Regions from separate parts of the Mus musculus genome. Here region 2 is linked to region 1. A link is a loop called in an ENCODE intact Hi-C map of the cell type or tissue named here. Cell type or tissue: left cerebral cortex. All regions are shown on one strand.

The links. A loop is a pair of places that touch in the nucleus more often than their neighbours do. Peaks named below come from ENCODE experiments on the same cell type or tissue, not always from the same donor. Only the 100,000 strongest peaks of a DNase experiment are listed, where the experiment ranks them.
Region 2: a loop joins it to region 1, with 4 times the contacts of the local background. A loop is called at or near these places in 2 of 42 quality-filtered maps.

Annotation. Positions count from the first base shown.
Region 1 is chr5:131,812,142-131,820,141 of GRCm38, reverse strand. All of the region lies in intron 4 of Auts2 (autism susceptibility candidate 2), which reads left to right. Among named protein-coding and RNA genes, the nearest start is that of 4930563F08Rik, 64 kb to the left of the region's middle. In left cerebral cortex, no CTCF peak of the experiment used is centred here; DNase peaks (open chromatin) are centred at 5,330, 5,728, 6,637, 7,229 and 2 more places; H3K27ac peaks cover 2,862 bases.
Region 2 is chr5:131,961,065-131,969,064 of GRCm38, reverse strand. The region is part of intron 4 of Auts2 (autism susceptibility candidate 2); the gene reads left to right. Among named protein-coding and RNA genes, the nearest start is that of 4930563F08Rik, 85 kb to the right of the region's middle. In left cerebral cortex, a CTCF peak has its summit at 4,628 (motif pointing left); DNase peaks (open chromatin) are centred at 1,953, 2,198, 3,370, 6,982 and 1 more place.

The DNA.
Region 1 (8,000 bases):
TCTCAGACTTACTTTGTTCTCATTCATCTGAATAGTTTCATGTTCACCCCTGTGTCTAAGATGATCCCTTGCTTTGTGTCTTCTGGTCCTTCCAGCTTTCTCCAGAATCGGCTGTTGCTTGTTTCCTTGATTTCTCTCGTCTACTTAGAGTAACATTCCACATTCACAAATTTTAGCATCCGCTGACCTCCTGATGCCCCTTCGAGTTCCCCAAGCTACTCTCCCATCTCTTTACCACAAGTCCTTTAGAAAGCACAGTTTGCACGCTGGGTATCTTTCCCACCCACTCTTAGCAAGCTTCTTGTGCTCATCTTTCTGCCTTCGTTGCTTGACTATGATTTCTCTACGTGCAATTCATGGCACCATCTCATTTCCAAATCCCAGCCCATGACCATAAGGTGACGCGACACTCTTTTGACAACCATTTTATCCTTTGGCTTCTGCACCTTTGACTTCAGTGTTCAGTGCTTTTCCCGAGTGTAGCTGCCCACTTCTATCACACTCTTTCTATTTTCTCCTCGCCGATTCTCGTAGCGCCATATGGTTCCTCTCTGTGTGGATAGAGTCCAGAATCTCTTCACCACTCCGATGTCCTGCCAGCTCTCCAACTCATCACTTACAACAGAACTCACACGCTGGCAGATGCTGTCTTGCTGAGTTCCTGCCACGGCGCAACCCACGTCGGAAGCCGGACATCTATCACCTCCGTGTCTGCCAAAGATGACAGCCATCGTGTAGTCAATAGCTCTTGGGTTCCATCTTGGCTGAGACTCTCCATCCATCATCCCTGCTTCTCTTTGTCCTCATCTAGGTCCAAGGCTTCACTCCTGTTCTCTAGACTGTCACCAGACATGCCTCTCACCCTGTCCCATTCCATTTTAACACGGCTGCCAAGTCGTCGTCATTCTCCAACGACCTGTTGTTATGTTGCTTCCTTAACCAACAGTCTTTCAGATCCCTCAAACCTTCTGATCTCTTAACTGAGCGTTCACATAGCTCCTATCTTTCCAGCTTTGTTTCTCATTCTTCCGCACGGCCTCTGTGTTGTAGCATAAGCAAAACTGGAACCCTTCTTTACCGTGTTTCTAGGTTCTAAGCACCAACACGTCTGTCTTAGTTAGGGTTTTACTGCTCTGAGCAGATCCCATGACCAAAGAAACTCTTATAAGGACAACATTTAATTGGGGCTGGCTTATAGGTTCAGAGAGGTTCAGTCCATTATCATCAAGATGGGAGCATGTCAGCATCCAGGCAGGCATGGTGCAGGAAGAGCTGAGAGTTCTACATCTTCATCTTAAGGCTGTTAGTAGAATAGTGACTTCCAGGCAGCTAGGATGAGGGTCTTAAAAGCCCACACCCACAGTGACACCCTATGCCAACAAGCCCACACCTTCTAATAGTGCCACTCATATACAAACCATTGAAATATCTTATAGATTTAATCTAAAATGTCCTTTGTTTTCACGACTGTTTACACTCTATTTTGTTCATACTCATTATGCATAATAGTAGATTTCAGGTGACATTTCTATATATGTATATGAATATATTTTAACAATAGTCACCACCCACAACCCTTTCTTGTCCTCTTTCTCTCTGATCCCCGTCTTTCTCCCATACTCTTCTACTTTTATGCCTTCTTTTTGTATGTGTTCCAATGAGCTTAACTAGGGCTCTTTATAGGAGCATGGTGAAGGCTTATTTACAGGAGCACAAGCTCTTTGTCAGTCCTTGCTCCACCAAAGAAAATGACTCCACCACAGTAACACGGAGCAGTCAGGTGAGGTCCTGAAGAAGGGGGCAGGGCCTCGTGATCCACTTCCCCTTAACTGTCCATACATCCTCAGGGAGCAGCCTGTGACACCCCTCCATTCCAGCAACTGTTAATTGTCTGTAGATACTCTGGAAAGAGTGGGGATATAAGAGCTGAGCCACTTCCCTTGCTAGCAACTGGTAACTGTCTATGGATTCTCCGGGAGGGTCAGACAGGGCCCTAGACACTCATCCCACTCCATAATGGGTTGTTTACCTTTGTCTCAGCTCTTAAGTGTTAACATTCTTTCATCTCAGCGAGATCTTGTTAAAATACATTTTCTTGCTCCTTTGGAGTTCCAGAATTCCTCACCTACGTCTATGTAAGTAACAGGAAAGGATGTTTTGTTCTATTCAATTTTATTTACTTGTGTGTGTGGGGGCGGGTCATTGGGGGAATGTGGAGGTCGAGAGAAAATGTGCAGGTCTCAGTTCTGACCTTCTATGTTGGTTCTGGGGATGGAACGCAGGTCATTAGCCTTGACAGCAAGTGCCTTTGCCATCTTCCAGGCCTGGATTTTTCACACTTTGTCTTCGATGGCAGTTATTCATGTACTTGTCACGTGTGGTCCTCATAAACAGGACCTGTGTCTTTCCCATTGTCATATCTCCTAACACAGCAATAGTATACCACTTGATGTCATATACTCTAAGTATGTATTGATTGAGTGAATGAATCCTTTTCGCCTCTGTAAAAATCAGAAATTATGAAAACTTGAACTTGGTGGGTGACAGTCATTTAAGTTACTGTCAAGACAATTCTGAATAATATGTGAACTCAGATTTTTTTTTTAGTCAACTGAGGTTCAAGGGTTGAGTATAAGGAAGAGTGCCTGCCAGCATTCATACCCTGCAATACTCATGTGTGCAGACTGTGGAGGGTCGCCATTAGCGGGTCCTTTATCACATGATCCTCTATGGTGTTATATGCTTAAGGCTTTCTCTATGGCTCTATGAGCATGGCGGTCTCTCTATGCTTTTGTAAGCTTGTGAAAACAACATTACACTTATAATTCAATTTATATTGGGATAAAGCGCATTCTGGGGAGTTTGGGTGGCTTAAGCAGTGACCTGGTCCAGCCTGGCCTCTCCAGTTCTAGGCATGGCATTGACCTCTGTCTTCTCTTGGAATCACTCTTCTCCCTCTGCTGGAAGGAGGTCGGTGACTCCCTTGAGCTCCAAATGGCAAGTGCCTCAAAAACAGCCAAATGGAAATTGTGATTTCACTGAACTCAGAACCAAATCTTCATTTTTTTTTTTCTTTATAGAAACATTTTGTGTGCCACATGCCTTGGGAGCCAAAACGAAATCATACTTTGGCTCGCCGCTCTACCTTGCTAAGCTTAGACACTGTAAATACCCTCCTCTTCTCTCATAACATTACATATTTTCACGAATTCATCATAAAGGAGCCACTTTGTAGGTTTGGCTGGTACCAGTGAAAACTTCATTTTCTATTTCACAGCAACTTTTCAGTGGAGGAAAAAAAAAAGTGGGGGGAGCTATGTTGAAAGATTTGGGTTCACCATCAAGATACTGATGCCTGCAGATAGAGCTATATAGAAAACAGCAAGAAGAATGCAAAGATGCTCACATAGACTCTAGGTGACTAGTCTTCCTTGGAGAACATGAGTAAAATAGAGGATCCACTTTCATCTTGATGTATGAATTAATTCCAAAGTGTATCGTATTTTAGGAATGTTCTTCTGCTGTCCTGATTCACCTTAAACTTGTCAACATACTGAATAAGAGAGAGATGTTTGCATTATTTGTGGATAGAAGTCCCTGTCACTTTGAATAATAGAAATTAATGGTTCTTAGACTTTGGTGTATATCACAGTCCCATGAAGGCCACAGTGAATACATGCTGGAGGGCTGAGGGTGTGGTAAACCTCTTGCCCAGAATTTTCCAGAGAGGGATTGTGGGTGTGTATCAGTGGGGACAGCACCTGCCTCCTAGATTCTCCCAGTGAGGGCTTGGGGCATAGTTCCATGGTAGAGCATATGGTTAGAATCTCCCAGTGAGGTGCTGTGGATGTCACTCAGTAGTAGAGTTTTTGTGTAGAACCCTCTACAAAGAACTGGGGATGTAGCTTAGCCATAGAGCACTTGCCTAGAATCCCCCATTGATAGGCTGAGGCCACAGCTCAGTGGTAGAACTTATTCCTAGCATGTACAAAATCTTGAATTAAATCCTTATTACTACCAAACACACACACACACACACACACACACACAGTAAAAATGTTGTTAGACCTCTCACTGCAAGATATTCTGGTTCAGTATTTATAGGTTAAGACTCTTTACAGTTTGTAGTATGTGTCACCACATCCTAAAAAGGTGTCCATATTAGTTTTAAGAAATACCGTATATATATTCAAGATTGACTTTGCACTCCTGATCTTCCTACCTCCACTTCAGTAGTTCTGAGATTGTAGTCATGTACTACCACACCTAAAGAGGAGGCCAGAGAGAACAACTATTGGTTTTGTTTGTGTTTAGTCAAGAGTTCTCGTCTAGAATTTCTTTTGCTGTCATTCAGCGTATCTTTCATTAGCCCTGCTTCCTCCCTGGTGTGATCCTGCTGCCTCATCCCCCAAGGGCTTCCTCAGTCCCAGCTCTGTGCAGGTATCACAAAGACCTTCCTAGCTCCCCAGATAAAACTGCTTCTGGGAGATAACGCACTGACTCATGACAGTAGTCAGGGTCTGATGAGAGAGAGCTCAGTTGGTTCAGTGTTTGCCTATTAAGACTGGGGACCCAAGTTTGATCCCCAGAACCCACATTAAAAAAAGGAAAGGGAAGAAAAGAAAAGGAAAAAAAAGAAGGGAAAAAAGAAAAAAAAAGTAGGTGGCTCAACCTTATAAATATCTCAAGCTTGTAATCTTAGCACCAGTGGGGAGGCAGAAACAGGTGGATCTGTGAGGCTTGCTGGAGAGCCTGTCTAACTGAATAGGTGAGGCCCAGTAAGATGGACAGCCATTGAAGAATCCTAGCTAAGGTTAGCCTCTGACCTACACATGCATGTATAATCGCATGTACATACATGAAATACATTCAGTTTTTAAAGATGTGTGTGTGTGTGTGTGTGTGTGTGTGTGTGTGTATGCACACTCGTGTGCACGCTATAAAGCATGCGCAGAAGTTGAGAGTCAACTCTGTGGGTTCAGTTCTCTTCTACCATGTGAGTTCTGGGAGTCAAACTCATGTTTGCCAGGTTTGTGTGTCAAACATGTTTCCCAGTCCACCACAAACAATGCGTATTTTTAAAAGATAAAATTAATTGCACGATTGATCACTTTCCAAACTAGTCAGGTGCCTTTGCAGCATCCTGAGCCTGCCAACCCTGCTAGAGCGAGTTCTTGCAGTTTGCAGCTGTCTGTACAGCCACAGATAGGAGCTCCTGCTGCCGAGGCCTGGCCTACTGTCTTCCCCACTCTCTGTTCCCTCAGCCTAGGAAACTACCCAGCCCACTGGAAGCGCTCCAATTTTTTTTTTAAATGAATGACAGCACAGACTCATCCCAGAGCCATAATCTCCGAAAACATTTGCGCATGTTTCGAGTTTTGTGCCTGCGAATATCTTACAAACATTTTCCAGATTTAATTGAGGCTTCTGGGAAGTCTTGCTGTGTTTTTTTTCTTGCAAAAATAGAAGGTCGTTACCAGGAAGTCTTAGCATACCATATTTATCTGGTGAGTTTTGAAAATACTGAGTCATGGGACTAATGACTCAACATAGTATTTTCCAAACTGTGAGATAATCTTTGGACTTTGCGAGATTATTATATTAAGTGTACTTTGAGTCTGTCAGTGAAAAAAATAAATAAAAAAGCCTGTATTTTCACATCAGAATTCAAAGAACATCTGTTGAGTATTGGAAATAACATATTTTGAAAACCAACCAATGCGTGCTCCGCCTGCTTCCGCCTGCTAACTGTGGCTGGTCCTTCTGATAAGATTGTGTGGAGACACTCCAGCTTTGACAACCCCACCATTGTTTGGCCACTTGCTGTCTTCCAGACATTGCTCGAGCTCGTGTGCGTGTGTGTGTATGTGTGTGTGTGTGTGTGTGTGTGTGTACAGCTGTGTGTCACGGCCAGATGTCTTATTAACTCACTTACCACCTTGTTTTTGAGGCAAGGTCTCTGACCTGGAGCTCATGTGGACTAGACAGACTAGGCTCCTTCGCCACTGAGCTTCGGGAAGCCCATCTCTGCTTCTGCAGCATTGCAGGTTAGCATGGTGATAACAAGGACACACCACCATGCCCAGCTTGCTTATGTGCTTTCTAGAGACTAAACACATATTTTGATGTGCTGGGAATACAGTTCTACTAACAGAGAACTCGTCTAGAATGTACAGCCCTGGGTGCCATCCACGAGCACTTAACACACCAGGCATGGTAGCATATACATGTAATTCCAGCACTAGGGAGGTGGAGGCAGGAGGATCAGAAATTCAAGCTCGTCCTTGAATGCATAGCAAGTTATGGCCTCAAGCTTGTCTAGCAAATGTTTTGCCCACTGTGCTGTCCTCCCTGCCCTCTTCCTGTAATCTTTAGAAGCCATTCACCCTTCCAACGACAGGCCTCATGTGAGAGTGTCAGTTTCTTGTTTTATGGTGGGATTAGAGGAGAGACCAGTTTCTGGGTGACTCAGAACCGTGGAGGATGGGGTGACGAGGTTTGCCAGTACAGCTGTTCTCACCACCAAGGAGAAGAGCCCTCGGCTGGGAGCTGGGCTTTTCCTTACAGAGGCAGCAGCCCACCTCTGTCCTCCAGGCTGGTTCTCACCTCCTGTCAGCTTTTCCCCTCGCCCATCTCATTTGGTCTCGTTAGCACTCTTCCATACTGAGTAAGCACCATATGTCTTCTCTGAGAACTGGCTTCTAGAGTTCCCCAGGAAATGTCTACTGACAAGGGTGGGAGGAACATGGTGTCCTGCCAGCCAGCAGTCCTCGCCAGAGTGGCCAGCTTCAGAGCCCTGCCTTCTGGGGTTCATCTGCTCCACAGGTGAGGTTTGTCCTGAAACATGACCCCAGGTTAACTTTGACAATTTTAGGAGTCCCAGGAAGTAACCTGCAGGGTGCTTGGCTCTTGTGAATGGCAGAAAGCTAAGGATAGAGTCTTGTTTAGCATTCAGTCCTCTGTCAGGCTGTATCCCACATGATATGCCTCCTTTACCTTCTTGGCACTGTTGTCATGGAGAAGACAGCACATGGGATCATAAAAGAGAAATTGGGGGTTAGAGAGCTAGCTGAGTGCTTAAGGAGATCTCTTCCAGAGGACCTGAGTTCAGTTCCCACACCCTTGTTGAGCAGCTAACAACTGCCTTTAACTTTCGTTCCAGCATACCCATGCTCTTCTCTGGCCTCCTCAAGCACCGCACTGCCTGCACATGCCCACACAGAGACACCGATGCGCGCCTATGCATAATTTTAAAGGTGGGGGCTGGGATCTTGCTCTTTCCTTGTTCTCGTCTGGCTCCCCGGTGCCAAGAAAAATAATCGACAAATATGTTCTGCTTTTGAAAGAATTTGGTTTCTGTAATTCACAGCTCACACTCCCCGTTCAGCCTTCAGTGCTTGTCTCCTTTGAAAGCCTGGTTGTTGAGCATCCAATTTGTCTCTTTTCTTCTTCACTTTGCTGCTCTTTTCTTGCACTGGGGCTGTCTCTTTATCAAGAACAGACAGAGGGTGAGCCCGTGACACCTCAAGGCAAGCAGCAGCTTGAAGCATTTTCTGGATTCACCTTGACATCTTTTCAACAGAGAAGAAAAGCAAGGGTTGAGAACCTGTTCTATTCATTTAGGAATCAGCAGCTGCCTCTCAAAGCTGCTCCACAAACAGGCTCGTTGGTTGTTATTGCATGATACCTGTCTCCCTAAGGTTTTCTTAGTTGTTTTGAAAGGACAGCTATTTTCCATTCCCTTAAGAATTTACACCTGGCTTTGGCATGTGTGCATGTGTATGCACATATACGTGCACATATGTGTGTTGTTGCTCAAATTTCAGTGGTAGGCCAAGCCTCTTAGTTGCTTTTGACCCTACATATCATTATCAGTGTTTATGCTAATAATAAGGGCTAGGAATATGGCTCAGTACTGGAACTGCGTGCCATAGCCACACACACACACACACACACACACACACACACGGGTGGAATAGGCCAGTGGGCAAATGAACCTG
Region 2 (8,000 bases), 150 kb before region 1:
CCCCAACAGTTGAAGGATGTACGTTAGGGGTCTGTGGGGCCTGTTTGGAAATTCAGTCATATCATGAGCATGAAGCTGAATTTGTATGGTGGAAAGTAGGGAGTCATTTGTTTTATTTTGATATATTCATGAAAGAAATCTCAACTGCTAACAAAGAAAAGACATCGCTGTGCCTTTAGATATCCAGATGAGGTGTCGTTCTTGGGAAGGTCAAGCTGTCGGATGTTGTAGGTTGCAGAAGACAACAGTGGAACAAAGGCTGCGCATGGGGTATCACCGAGGTAGCCATCCCTCCTCGGTCCTGGGGAAACCAGGTGGAAAAGCGGAAGCAAATGGCATAAGTTGATGCAGGTCATAAGTGAGTACGCCTGTTCTGGCCCACTGAATATATGCACATCTGTAAATTGCTTCTCAGATGTGCCCATCCAGTATGACCCTCTCACACACCTGTACTCCTTACAGCTGCTCTTTGCGGTCATTTTAGTATCATGTGTTCATAATTTCTCACAACTGTGTATGTAGCTCTGCTTTTCTAAAAAGTAAAGGGGTTTCCTCTTAATGCTGCCACTGTTCAGTGGAACACCTCTTCCATGTTATAGCAGTAATGACACATTAGGTCAGCCGAAAGAAAATAGAGGGTATGATTTTTAAAAGTAAAGACATAACTCATAGGAATATAACACTCTATTAAGGTGTAGAGATTGAATTATGTACCGTCTCTCTCATTCCAACCTTACAGTAATTTTCTGGCTGTTTGCAGCAAGACTAGCTTATTGTCAAGATGAAAGAACAGCCAGCTACCCTCTCACCCCGTTCTCTTCCCACTCTGTATTCTGTATGCAGATGTGGCATTTTTTTTTTAGTAAAATTTCAGCACTGTCTTCTCTCTAAAATGAAAGTGTTTCCACTCCACGATTAGCATCTGTTTATAGAATAGTTGGTATTCTCCTAATTAGATCCTGCACAGAAATAGAAAGGCTGCTATGTAAAAGGATAATGAATCTTTATTGCACAGTCGAAATCAGATTTGTGCAAAAGGCACTTTGAAGACAGTAATAAGCAGAGACATGTATTAAATCACCCAGATAAGACGTCCTCTTTATATTTTCTATTTATAAATGGAAATTATGACTGCCCAGTGGGTTCCAGATGACATTTCCTATTACCAGCAAAGGATTTTTAGTCTTGACCATAAAAGTTATCTAAATTCAAAAGCCTTTGTGGTTTCGTGGCTCTAAAGGACACTTCTGGAAGGGACCAAGGCTGGGTGGAGAGAGTCTCTTGTCGTTTCCTTTATGTGTGCACGCTGCCAAAGGCAGAGGTGGCAAGTGGGAGAGGAAAGGAAGCTTGTGAATCAGCTCTGATAGGATCTAATCAGGAAACCAGTGTCCACCTCCCACGGGCAGCAACATTTGAAGTCTTCTGCCTTGGCCCCTTGAGATCCAAGCTCAGGTCCTTCCTTATAAACTCTACCTGACACATTCTCATGGTATGCATTGTCCTGTGGCCAGCCTGGGATTCATCCCTATGCTAAGTTCTTGGAGGGGAGGTTTAGCTTTGACACCTTGATGTGCCTCTGAAAACAAGAGGAGGAGGAGGAGGAAGAAGAGGAGGAGGAGGGGAGCAAGAGAGAGAAGAGGAGTGGCAGTAAGAACATGAAGAGAAAAACCACAAAGGAGAGGAGGATAGGGAAGATGAGGACAAAGAGGATTAGCTAGAGGAGGAAGGGAAAGAGGCTGGAATCAGTGAAGAAGGGACCAGGAGGCAGCAAAAGTCAATGTCAGATGAGCTGCCAGGCATGGAGATTATAGCTGTTGAGGACCTTGGAGAGTATCGTGTGTCTTTTGTGTCTATTTTGCAGTCAGAGCTTTATGTAAGATGGCAGTCTCTCCTGGACTGTACTTAGTATCGATTTACTCCCAGGCATGCCAGACCATGTTAGCATTACTAAAGGAGAGGCTGCAAGTATTTCTCTCACCCCAGACATGAAGAATGTATCCTTTTAGCTCTTCTGTTCTCTTTTCCTTGCCTCTTGTCATTTTTTTTTCCCTTGCACGGCTCTCCCAGTCACACCTCCCTCTTTTTTTTTTTTTTTTTTAAGTCAGAGTTGTTTTTTCAAATCGTGATAGTTTCAAATTGTTCTCCAGACTGTTATGTTGGAGTGAGGAAGATGGCCCTGTGGGTAGTAACACTTGCTATTCATGCCTGTGGATCTGCATTTGAATGTGTAGCAGCAGTGTAAAATGTACGCACATGGTTTGTATGTGCATATAACCTCAGCATTGTAGGGGTTGACTATAGGAGCATCCCTGGGGCTTAGTGATCCTCATGCTCATTCCAGATCCTGTCTCCAGGGAATAAGGCTGGTAGTGATAGAGCAGGGCACACAGCACCCTACTTTGTCCTCTGCATTCGTATGGTGGCTTGAGTGACAACGGCCCCCGGAGGCTCATATGTTTGAATACTTGGTCCTCAGTTGTTGGGAGGATTAGGAGGTGTGGCATTGTTCATGAAATTGTGTCATGGGGCCAGACATTGGACCCCCTGCACTCAGCCTCCTCCTTAGGATTTTAAGATTCGAGTTCTCAACTGTTCCTGCTGCTGTGCTTCATTCCAGACTCTAACCCTCTGTTAACCATAAGCCCAGTTAAAATTTTCTTTATAAATTGCCCTGGTCATGATGTTTTAGCACAACAATAGAAAAGTAATTAATGTGATATGCGTGTGCTAGCACACTTATATGTACACCGTATACATCTACACACACACACACACACACACACACACACACATTTAATTTTTAATTAATTAACCTTTGCTCTTTGGAGACAGGGTATCTTGTAGCCCAGGCTGGCCTGGAACTTTTGTCTTTTTTCTATTACCCACCTTCACGTATGTACTATCTAGGCTGACTTTTCTTTCCCTTTTCATTTTAAAGAAAGATGAAGTGTTTTTTTTTTTTTTTTTTTTTTTACTAAGAAATCACTAAAATTAAATCCAGCAGAGTTTTTCTGATAGAAACAGAGTGGGGTAACAACTCAGACTTGTGAGGGAGGCTTCTGACATACAGGTGGAAAGGCCTTGCTGTAGGCTGATTCTGCAGGACCAGGATGTGTGCTGTGTCAAGTGTTCACCAGGGGAAGAAAACAATGCTTAATTTCGAGACCAAAAATACCACCCTCGCTAACCATTCTGAACTCTGCTGTTGTTTCCCCAGTTACTGTTTTGTGCTTTTCTGGAAGTTTGGGAAGACCAGTTGGCTGCTGGAGCCATACCATCTACTTATCGTCTCCACCGTTCATGAGACTGATTCATTTCTGCTATTATAGGGTGTGGGTAGGGAGCCTGGGATGAGCTCCTGGGCCAATTTACATATTTCCATGTTACCTAGCTCGGATGACATATGGCGACACAGAACACTTGGATCTATTTCCATTCTGCCAAATTCAATTTCAGAAAAACTTGGAATATTCCGATGTTTGTTTTGTGTGACAAAAGTTCTTAGATCCATTTTTTTTTTTTTTTTTGGGTAGACAGCAGTAATAGTGCTAGAAAGAATCTCTGAATTTCTAAAAAGAATATGGATCTGATTCCCTGTTTGTTGTTATCTTCTTTTAAGGGGAATATTGTGTTTGGGATCCTGTGACGTTTTATGTAAAAAAAAAAAAAAATGCCCATGTAGCACACTCAGTTGGAAGTGTATTTCATATATAGGAATAGGGATAGGGATAGATTGGATTCATGTGAAGTGATAGTGGATGTTGACTATGTATTTTTGATTATCTATCTATCTATCTATCTATCTATCTATCTATCTATCTATCTATCTATCTATCTATTTATTATTGTAGCTGTTTGTATTGGGGAAACTTGTGCTGTAGCCCAGAGATGAAAGGTCAGAGAGCAGCTTGCAGGAAGAGTTGACTTTTTCTTTCACCATGTCGGTATCAGAGGGATCAAATTCAGACCATCCGGTCTGGTAGCAAGTGCTTTTACCCGAAGAGCCAGACCACTGTCCCAAGTCGACAACTTTAAATATGTCTCCATTTTGAAAACCCCTACCATTGGAATCCTCCTGTTTCCTTTATGAAAACACATGTCATGTTCCTTAGGATATTATCATGGATGTGAGTCTGGGAAGCTTCCAGGAGGTGGCTCAGTTGATGGACAGCTGTTTTCTTTCAGGTAATCACAGCTTCTTTTCTGGTAGACCCTGGGAAGAAGACAGATAGTCAGAAGGAAATACCACAGGCATTGCATTAAAACGTCGAGGCATGAATTCTGTTTTCCCTTCTAGAGTGGCCTTAGAAACTACCCTAACTTCCACAGCAGGGAGTAGCTCAGTAGGTAAAGTATATCTGAGAAACCACATTCATTCCTTAGGACCCAGGTTATTACAAACAAACAAAGAAACAAACAAAAACAAGATGAAAACCAAACAATAACCACCACCACAACAACAACAACAAAATATCGAGTTGGAGAAATGTGCCAGCAGTTAAGATGCTGGCTGCTCTTTCAGAAGACCAGAGTTCAGTTCCGAGCACCCAAACTGGGTGGCTCACAACTGCCTGTGCCATCAGGTCTTGAGAATCCAGTACCCTCTTCTGGCCTCCAGAGGTATTGCACTCAGGTACACATACCCATACATAGACAAGCATGCACACAGGTAATAAGTAATGAGTAGTCTCGGGCTTGCTTTAAATCCCAACCCTGAGGAGGTGTGGAGGCAGTCAGATTCCTGGGGCTCACTGGCCAATAGTCAGCTCAGCCTATCTGAAGGCCCAGGATAGGGAGAGTCCTTGTCTCAAAAAGATAAGATAGATGGTACCAGAGCACCAAGAAACACCCTTAAGTTATCCTCTGACCTCCACATACCCAAGAACCGACATAGCCATGAGTCCATGTATAAAACTTACATTTTACAGAATTATTATACAGGTGACACAGAAGAGAAATCCAGGTGGCCCACGTAAGGGCACCCAGCTCACCGTTCAGCACTTGCTGGCCCATACTTATACTAATTTATTTCAGAAGTTTGCTGCTGAATCTACAGGACAGCTTATGGCATATCCACATGGAAGCAATGCACCTAATTCGTATTTAAAAGTCTTTGAAATACTCAGGCAGTTCTGTTTTTTTTTTTTTTTTTTGCAGACAGTATACTGTATCTTATGTTTCCTCCTATTTGCTGTGAAACAGAAGGCAATTTGTTTTGAACCCTGTGCTCCAAACTGGTGGCTTAATTAAGCAAGTTTATTGACTGTCTCTGAGGCTCTGGTTAAAGACTGGCAAACATGTTGCGCCTGTATTAGTGTTTCTAAGCAAATCAACGGAAGCGGCGGGTTTCCCACCCAGCTCATCCCCCACTTCTCCTCCCAAACTCATTCTTGCTCTGCAACATCTCACTTATAATCTGTTAATTAAATCACTTCACTCTGCTTTATATAATTTTTAATTTAGCATTCATTTTCAACTTAGCTTTTGGCTTCATTTACTGATAATAAACAGAGTTGCATACAACACATGTCCCAGCAAAACACCCAGACATACACATACAGATGCCAATAATTTTTTTCCAGCATGCCAGGCACATTAAAATTAAAGGCAGCATCTCCCCTCACCCTTTCCATTACCAAACGTGCACCCTGTTTGAATAATACATTCTCCCCGACCGTCTGCATTTGGCTAATGCGTAAAAATTATGAGCAGCATGTCACTCATACCTGTTTGAAAATTCATGGTTTTTTCCCAGACACAAGTCTATAGGAAACTTTTAGGATGGCCACTCACTTCTTTCTTTATTCTTTTTGTTTTTGAGGTATGGCCTCATGTGCCCTGTGTACCCACCCTGTCTTGGCCTCGCTGAGGGTGGTGACCTTGTACTCTTGATCCTCTAACTTCTCCCTCTCTAGGATCACAGGTGTGTACTGCTGTGTCTGCTTTATGCATTCCTAGGGATGGAACCCAGGGTTTCAGGTGGAGTATCAAGCACTTTAATAGCTGAGCTCTAACCCAGCTTTCGTCAGTCTCCACAGTGCTAGGATTATAGATTTAAGCCTCCATGCCCCAGTAAGAATGGTCAATCTGGTATCTTGGTTCTGTACTGTTGAGTGTGTGTGTGTGTGTGTGTGTGTGTGTGTGTGTGTGTGTGTGTGTATGTGTGTGTGTGTAGTATGATTTTTTTCTAGAATTCAAAAGAATATTTTTTTTCAGATAAGGTGTCATGTAGCCCAGGCTATCCTCCAAATCCTCATGTAGACAAGGATATCCTCAAACTTATAATGCTCCTACTTCCACCACCATAGTGCCTTGATTTGCAGGCACACCCCCCACTAACTGTTCATTCAGTGCTAAGTTTCATGATGGGTAAGTGCTCTAACAGCTGAGCTGTGTCCCCAGTCCCTTTTCCCACCCATATACTTTTTTAAAGACATGGTCTCTTTGTAGCTCAGGGTAGCCTGAATTTCACCCTGCAACCAGGGTGTCCTCAAACTTCTATCAATCTTCATGCTTACTGAAGCTCTTTGACTCATTGGTACAAGCAGTGAAGGCTTTCTAGAATTCCTCCTCTGTAACTTTTTAAACATGTGTAAACTCTGCTATGATAACTTAAAGTAAATTCTTTCGAGCTTATTTTTTTTACAGTAGCCTGAATTTCAAATATATAAATTCCCTGACTTACAGTGAGACCAGAGAGTTTTCAAGACTTTGACTGTATGAGCCATGCAGCTGCTGTCTTCTGAACAGCATAACTGGGATGTGGGTGCAGTTGCTAAAGTCCTCTGAACTAGTTTCTTTGGTTTGTTTCCATGTCTCTCTTGACCTAAGTTAGAAAAGTTGCTGCTGCGACATTTCCATGAACATCAATCTTTTGTAACTTTTCTTAACACTTGTCTACATTTGACCATATCCTCTGACTTCCTGCCAGTGAATCAGCAAGTCATGTGGTTTGTGCTTTTTTTGTTAGGCAGTGTGTGAATGATGATTGTGACTCAAAAATGTGGTCTCATCCCTTATCCTAGTTAGCTGCAGCTGTCCATGTGAACTGGCCTAGAATCATCTGATGACGTTTCAATTGAGGGCCTGTAGGCATCAGATTCAGCCTGTGGCCATGTTTGGAGAGGATTGTCTTGATTGCTATAGGGAGGCCTAATCTATTGTGGACATCCACATTCCCTGGGTAGGTGATCTACCCAGAAAGCTACTTAGAAAGCTAAGTGAGCATGAGTGTGTGAGCAAGGGAGCAGGCAGGCTTCCTTTTCAACCTTGTTGAGTTCCTGCCCTGAATCTCCTTGGTGATATGCTGTGACTAGGAAGTATAGTTGTTTTGTTTGAGCATTTTCTCACCGTAGCATATGAGACTAGAACCCTTGTGGAGGTGATATTCTAGAATAGGACGACATGCATTTTACAGATACTCACTACACAAGAACAGAGTTATGTCCACCATGGCTGAGCATGTGGGAACCCATGCTTAGACCAGCAATATTATTTACATCAAATGTCTTAGTTAGGGTTTCTATTGCTGTGATGAAACAGCACGATCAAAAAGCAAGCTATGGAGGGAAGGGTGTATTCAGCTTACACATCCACATCTCCGTTCATTATCAAAGGAGGTCAGGATAGGAGCTTAAACAAGGGCAGGAACATGGAGGCAGAAGCTGATGTACAGCCCATAGAGGAATGCTATCTACTGGCTTGCTTATCATGGCTTGCTCAGCCTATTTTCATATAGCACTGAGGACAACCTAGGGGGATAGCACCACCCACAGTGGGCTGGGCTTACCCCCCATTAATCACTAATTAAGAAAATATCCTACAGATCTGTCTACAAACCAATCATATGGAGACATTTTCCTAATTGAGGCTCCCTCGTCACAGATAACTTGAGGTTGTTTCAACTTGACATTAAACTATACAGCACACCAAGATTCAAGGGATAGCTAGTACCTTAATAAATATGAGGCTGTGGTGTACGTTGCGTACAGAGTCCTGTG